Regions from separate parts of the Mus musculus genome. Here regions 1 and 3 are each linked to region 2. Evidence: chromatin loops called from intact Hi-C (ENCODE). Cell type or tissue: heart. All regions are shown on one strand. Region 1 overlaps Cobll1 (Cobl-like 1). Region 2 overlaps Slc38a11 (solute carrier family 38, member 11). Region 3 overlaps Grb14 (growth factor receptor bound protein 14).

Region 1 (2,500 bases), 190 kb after region 2:
GATTGCCCATGCATTTGGTGCAGAAAACATTATTGGCATCAGAACGTAATACGTATGAAGAGTATATTTGTGCTTTACTTTTCAAAAGAATTTCTCTCCTAAAGTATACCTACCCTATCTGCGGGAAGATGTTTCAAGATCTCTTGTCACATTTCTGATACAAGAGTATGTCTGAAATGTTCCCTTCATGAACATGGGCATGTATAACTTTACCTGCAGAAGAATGCCTTTGTGTGTCCACTGGTTTTCCCTAGAGCTTATTCTGGTTTGGAACACAGTGACGTTGGGGCAGTAATCAATGATGCTAAGGGGAGAGCAAAGACACATTATCCTGACTTAGCATGGCAGCTTTAGTGAATACCGGAGTTTAGTGATGCCATGTCCATCTGTCTCTGCTATCTTCTCCCCTTGCTTATGTTGATGGTAGCTGTAGTCTGATTGAAAACTCTAGCCATTTCTGTCTGCAATAAAATAGCTTGGATGATGGAAGGAAGGAGGAACTAGAATATTTGTCTATAACATGTAGTGTGTGTGTGTGCACGCATGTGTGTTTGCGTGTGCATGCACTTGGGTGTATGCGCCTATGTGCAGGTATCCCACCGAGTTGCTCTTTTCACTGTTGCTGTCCTTAACTGCTCAAGTGAGCATGGGAGGCTGCTGCACTCAGGGATGAGATACCCTGGTGCTTGGGGAAAGTTCCTTTTTTGTTTTTGAGACAGTGTTTCAGTCTGTAAAACAAACTGATCTCTGCTCACATTCCTCCTGCAGCTGCCTCCCAGGAGAAAGTTCTATATCTTTAACCAAAATGTCCAGTTTGGGAGATTGATGAACGTTTCCCATTGAGGATGTGGCTGGGGGTGGGGGTGGGGTGGGGGGGCATCCTATGCTGTACTAGCAACCCTCTTCTTCAACAGGGAGGAAGGAAAGGCCACCGTGTATAACAAGCCTGGAGACAGCCCTTCATTATACAAGTAGACATTTGTTTTGATATGATTGAATCTTCGGATACCATGCCTGCCAACAAAGGCAACATTGCCCTTAAGTAGAAACCCCAGCATGAAAATTACACTTTGCTTCATAGCTTAGTGTGTGACCTCAAGGTTTTTGTGTTAAATAACCCAGAGATATTTCATATAAAACCTGTGGCCCTATTCCCTTGGTCAGTGCCACTAAGAGCAGTTCAGACTGGTACAGGGCGGATCAGCAGCCAACCCAGGAGTATTTACATGGAGTAGAGTGCCACCTATTGGAAGTGAGTAGACTAAGAAAAGTGACAGGCTACACCATTGTGAGTCAGTTTTTGTTAAAATGCGTATGGATCAGAATTAAAAACTTCACATTATAGTTGTACTTATTAAAAACTGCTAAATAGAGCCATGTTTGTCGCCAGTACTTGGGAGTCAGATGTTGGGGGATCAGAAGTTTGTAGGGGAATCAAAGTCACCTTCAGAGAAATAGCAAGTTTGTGGTCAACAGTTAACGAGACCCTGTCACCAAAGGACAAGCAAAACAACAACAAAGCAACCACCCAAACAAAAAACAGATGTTTTTCCAGGCTGGTTTGGTCAGTGTCTGAGTTAGGGTTTCCATTTTCACCGTAAAACACCATGACCAACAAAACGGCATAGGGAGGAACGGGTTTGTTTGACCTACAGTTCCGTATTACTGCTCATCATGAAAGGAAATCAGGACAGGAACTCAAGCTGGACAGGGACCTGGAGGCAGGAGCTGATGCAGGGGCCATGGAAGAGTACTACTGACTGGCTTGCTTCTCAAGGATGGCTTAGCCTGATTTCTTATAGAACCCCATAGAACTTCTACCATATGCTCAGGGATGACACCACCCACTACGAGCTGGGCCCTCCACCATCAGTCACTAATTAAGAAGATATCCTACAGGTTTACTGTACATCTTAACCTTTTATTGATTTTTTTGTTTTACCTCATGCATCCAAATCAGCTTGTCTCCTTGTCTCTATGTATCTGCTATCTGTCCTAGAATCCCCCCAAAACAAAACAAAACAAAAAAATAAAATACAAAGCATAAAAAAAAAAAATCTCATTGTGGATGTTGTAGTGTGTCATGGTGTGTCCCATAGCATTCCCTTTTGTCTATACATCTTTACCACTAGGTTCATTGCAATGAGTCTGGTTCAAGACCTCTGGCTTCTAATATAGCATCAATACTGGATCCTCCCAGGGACTCCTCAGATAACCTGTTGTTATGGAGATACTGCAGCTTTGGATCTGTGGGGCTGGCCCTTTCCTCTGCCCCAGTGGCTCATAGATGAGGAGGATGAGTGGGCCTGCAGCTGGGTCTTACCAAGGTATTTCCTTAATCAAGGCTCCCTCTTTTGACATGACGTTAGCTTGTTTCAACTTGACATAAAACCAGACAGCACAGTCAGAAACCCACTCCCTATTTGGTCCTTTTAATTCTTTACCATGGAGTGACTATAAATTCTGAGCTATAAATTCCCATAATGGAAGCTGAGTTAGT
Region 2 (2,500 bases):
TAGGAATCCCAGGCCAGCTAAGGTATATAATGAGAACATGTCTCCAAAAGGCACACAAAAACAGTTACTTTCTTACAAGTTAAAGAGTTAAATGGTTGCCACGAGAGGCTTAGGAGGAGGTATACAAAGACACAATTAACAGAAATAAGTTCTATGTTCTATATTCAGTAGAATGGTTATTGATAATAATAATGTACTGTTTATGGTTAAAAGCTAGAAAAAAGTATTTTACATATTTTTATGATAGAGAATAAATGATTGAGTATGTAAATGTGCATGTGTGTGTGTGTTTGTCCTGATTTAAAATTTACCTGGTCTATACATGTATCACAACAAAATCACAGGGTCCACCATACATATGCAGATTTTTGTTCAGATGAAAAACATAACAAATTTTCTACCAGCTTTATTCTGTGTCCCTTCTTTTTAAGACAGGGTTTCTCTGTGTAGCCCTGGCTGTCCTGGAACTCACTTTGTAGACCAGGCTGGCCTCGAACTCAGAGATCCGCCTGCCTCTGCCTCCCGAGTGCTGGGATTAAAGGATGCACCACCACCGCCCAGCCTGAGCCCCTCCTTTACCTGCCAGTTTCTAGTCTATGTTACTCTACATGTGATCCAAAGATTAAAAAAAGAAAAAGTAAGAAATATCAGAATTAGTGTTTAGATGAAATCTTTGAGAGTCAACCCTTGAAAATATTCCTTCACTTAAAACCACAAATTTTGTTTTACGTACATGTGCCTGTTTAAGCATACAATATGAGTTTGATTCGGTAAAATTGTAGGAAAACAGCTTGCTTGCTATGACTAAGAAAATAAATACTGAATCATATGCTTTTGTGTATGTGCTAAAATTCATAGGCTTACCCACACTAATGTGTTAACATGGTAAGTGTACTAACAGATGTTTCTATGAGACTAGCCTGGCATTGATTATGAAGGCCATTTCTGGTGATGTATTAATCATACAAATTGCTTGAACGTATTGCTAATATCTTTGTATTTTGACATTTGTCATCTAAAAGCAGAAAGACTGTAATTTCATTGGTTTTTCAGCTAGGTTGGGTATCAAATTTTATGTCATCTCATAAATTATACCAGGAGGATATAGCCATTCCTTTTCTTCTCTTCTCTCTCTTTTCCTCTGTCCCCCATGTCTCTTTCCCCCTCCCCATCTCCATCCCTTAGTTGCTCTTCCCCCTCCCTCTGCCTTCCCCCTCCCTCTGCCCTCCCCGTCCCTCTCCCCCCCCCCTCCTCCTTCCTGGACCTGTTTCTGAACTCAGTCTTATTCTGTGACAAACCGTTGAAAACCCACATCCTGTTACCTCTATCATTTTCCTAGATTTGGAACACATTGCACATTCAGAGCATATCAGAAAGTTAAAGCCCTCTGCTAACACTGCCCAACAGGGATCATTTTATAAGTATATTAAATAAGTGTGCATGTTTCAGTTGCTCATTAAGGCTGGAATTTGCCAGGCTGACTGGAGGGAGAGAGAGCAGTGAAGGCAGCAGGTGGCAGTAGCTTCCACTCAAAGAACAGAGATTCCCAGCAGGTCCGGAAACGACGGGAGGCCTCCCGCTCAGGCTAGCTTTCCTGAAAGACAGTTTTCCCCCTCTGAGAGCTGCTCAGTTCATTTATAGAAAGATGATATACTGCACAAACTCCACAGACGTTGGACAAAACAAATGGGACTCGCTTGTGTCCTCTTCATTCAGACAATGAATAACAAACGTGAAGGCTGAGTTTTCATCTCGAGAATTGCCCTTAGTTGCTCTTCCCCCTCCGGTGCTCTCCAGTGGGCTCCTTGTCCACCTCCATACACTCTCCTGAGTCTCATTCAAACGTGGCAATAGAAGTGTGCCATGCTCGTGGATGCTTATTTGCCTTTGAACACTTAAGAAAGGATATTAATCCAATATTAATAAACAGTACTGATAAAACGGACTATATATTGAATAGATACTGCCTTACAGTTCCTTGCTCAGAAGATTTACACGCCTTATCTCATTTAATCTGTGCAATAGCTCAGGGAATTAGATAAGATGGTTACACCCATTTCACAAATGCAGAAATTGAAACAGGGATCGATTAACTTGGCTAACGGCATGCTTTAGCCAATAAGTAGAAGAGGCCAGAGGAACAGACTCCAGGCCTGTACTATCCATTATTACCAGAGGTAGAGGGAAAGGTATGTATTAGGTAGGCCAATCCGTGCTGATTCTGGGTGTTTTAATTCCACTGGGATTTATGCTGCTTGAGAATGTAAATGGACATGATGAAGCTACACTTTTAATCCCAGAGCTATAATAAAGGCTGAGGCAGGGAGATCACATGTTTGAGGCCAGCCTGGAACTCTGTCTCAAAACCAAATAACTGAGTAAAATATAAGTTTTAAAAGCATGTATGATCAAAATTCCTCTTGAGAAGTCTACCAACAGGTAGACTCTTGAGGCCAATGCACGAAAAGATTTTGTACGAAACACACCAGGAAGCAAAGCA
Region 3 (2,500 bases), 370 kb after region 2:
ACATACAACACTGAGTGCTGTTAGCTCTTCATACATTTTAAAGTATGAGAAGTTGAAGATTTAGAAGATGTTCTCCTGAAGTTCCCCACCAGTCTGACCCAGATCAGATTCCAGTATTCTCAGCACTGTAGACACCTGGGCTGTAACTCCATGGGAACAGGCACCGAGCCTCACGTTATTTTGTAAACCACAATGCCTGGTCCATGCCTGGCACACAAGGCTGATTAAAAATAGCTGGAGTGATGGCCAGTCTCAGACTCCTGCTCGGGACTGTCTGAAGGGCTGGCTTTCTTGGCGGCGCCCCAGTCGCCTGAGCCAGAATTTAAAAATAATAATCTCTTGTTGGCAAAGAAAGAAGTAGGGCTTTTGGTAATTTCAGATGCTACTTCCCTCTGAAAATGTAAAGATTTCCACCCTGGTAAAGTATTAAAAATGTTCAGCCTTCAGACAGTCCCCCCCCCCAAAAAAAAGACATTAAAATAGTATTTGGTAATCATAACATTTTCAGAAAGTTACTAAAGCCCCATGACCTGTCCTGTGTCTCTGTACTTTGGAAAATATCGACAGGAGTTTCTGAAATTAAATTAACTCTAGCAGCCAAATTAATTTTTGAAGAGAAATTTTGATATCAGTATTCTAAATCACAGGATCTGAGAAATATTTTCTCTTTCTCTAACACACATGTATATTTATGCCTGTATATATGTTCACAGGATATTTTCTCAATGTTAATATAGAAGCAACTAATCTTAAACGTCCAACTGTTCAGAAATTTAAAAAATCTACTTTGATACAAGATTATAAATATATCAAGAAGGAACTTCATGCAATTAACAGTCTTTTGGTTTCTGTCAGTATACATATTTGCTTTTTTGTTTTACATTTATTTATTTACTATCTATGTGTGTTCGGGGTAGTGTGGACATCTTTGAGGAGGTGAGAGAATAACTTGTGGAAGTCAGTTTCCTTCTTCCTCTCTTTGGCACCCACTGTATGTCCCCACAGGATTCATTTAAAGATGCAGCCTTGGCAGCAAGCTGAGCCATTGCCCCAGACAGAAAAATCTATCTGGGGTCTGTATTAGTACCAACTCAGAATAAAGCCTCCCTCTGCTGGCTGTTTCTATAGTTGCATGCTTTGTAACATTCAGAAAACAATGAAAACGCAAGCAACTCTTTGGCATTCAAAAACTAGGTGCTTTGTGACATACATCTCATTTATATATTCTGGTGTGATGCTTAGCTTGCTAATCTTTTAAAAGAACGTGTCATGAAGCAGTCGCAGCTTAAAGAGGCATGGACACTGGACTAGCAGTGGGGGAGGAGTTCAGACAGTGTCTAGGTGGAGCCAATACAGGTTCCATGGTTCTGCCAGGGAGCAGGTGCCTGAACAAGTCACTTCTTCCCTCGCCTTGGCTTTCTTCTTTCTGAGATTAGGACCTTTGTCAATTGTTCAGCCTGAATTCTGCTAACTTTTATTATCTTATTATTCTGACAACATTGTGTGTGTGTGTGTGTGCTTTGAATAGGAATATGCACGCTATGGGTTTCACACAGATACATGGGAACGTTTAAAGGAAACAGAATTACAGCCTGGATATAAATTGGTTGTCCTCTAGAACTGTCACAGTATGGGAATGTTAGGATTTGGAAAGTTATTTTTTTCAGAGGTGTGACTTAAAGTCTATAGAGTAATACGTAAACATCACAGGGAGACTGTACATAGCATATACCATTGGCTGTTTGGCACTATATATCACATGATAATGTCATTCAACACACCTCTCATTAAACTCCAACAGACCTTTAATGGTAAAATTCATTTGAGTTTCTGAGACATTAAATTATGGGGAAAAAATTTTAAAGATCAATGAAGACAAATAGTTCCTAACAGTGCATGCGTGGGTGGATGCTGTTTGTCTCCATAAGAGTGTTGCAGCTGGATGCACCATGTCTGCATCCTTTTGTCTGTCTCCTCATCTCTACACTCTTTCCCCTCCTCCCCTCTCCTTTTGTCCTTCTTTCTCACTGTGTGAACTGATTTGAACTTTTTCACTTACACATGTATAGTGGTTATTCTGAGAATAAATGGTTACTTAAAAACTGAAAGGAGACATCAGGATAACATTGTGCCCAACCTAAGCTTAACCAGTGGTTTTCTGCCTTAAGTGTGGTTAAGTGTTTGTTAGCATCTGAGAAGGTTTGTATCATGTAAAGAGGAGTTAACCCTACATGACTACATGTATCTTAAAACACTGACTATTCAGAGACAGGTCTTGGATGACGTCATTGGGAAATTAGCAAGGGATTTTTGACTTGACTCTGTATAATGTACATTGGATTCAAATGCACAGAAATGTGTGTGTGTGTGCACGTGTGCACATATGTGCATGTGCACATAAGTATGTGGGGGTAGCTTAGAATGGAAGCTTATACCTATGTGTGTCCACATATGCACATGTGCACATATGTATATGGGCATAACTTTGGATGGAAGCCTA

The links. A loop is a pair of places that touch in the nucleus more often than their neighbours do. Peaks named below come from ENCODE experiments on the same cell type or tissue, not always from the same donor. Only the 100,000 strongest peaks of a DNase experiment are listed, where the experiment ranks them.
Region 1: a loop joins it to region 2, with 6 times the contacts of the local background. A loop is called at or near these places in 41 of 42 quality-filtered maps.
Region 3: a loop joins it to region 2, with 8 times the contacts of the local background. A loop is called at or near these places in 16 of 42 quality-filtered maps.

The regions. Positions count from the first base shown.
Region 1 is chr2:65,144,350-65,146,849 of GRCm38, reverse strand. All of the region lies in intron 2 of Cobll1 (Cobl-like 1), which reads left to right. Among named protein-coding and RNA genes, the nearest start is that of Gm13594, 88 kb to the left of the region's middle. In heart, a CTCF peak has its summit at 1,246 (motif pointing left); a DNase peak (open chromatin) is centred at 1,189; H3K27ac peaks cover 281 bases.
Region 2 is chr2:65,336,871-65,339,370 of GRCm38, reverse strand. All of the region lies in intron 7 of Slc38a11 (solute carrier family 38, member 11), which reads left to right. Among named protein-coding and RNA genes, the nearest start is that of Slc38a11, 26 kb to the left of the region's middle. In heart, a CTCF peak has its summit at 1,501 (motif pointing right); a DNase peak (open chromatin) is centred at 1,540.
Region 3 is chr2:64,964,262-64,966,761 of GRCm38, reverse strand. All of the region lies in intron 2 of Grb14 (growth factor receptor bound protein 14), which reads left to right. Among named protein-coding and RNA genes, the nearest start is that of Grb14, 57 kb to the left of the region's middle. In heart, a CTCF peak has its summit at 1,119 (motif pointing left); a DNase peak (open chromatin) is centred at 231; H3K27ac peaks cover 310 bases.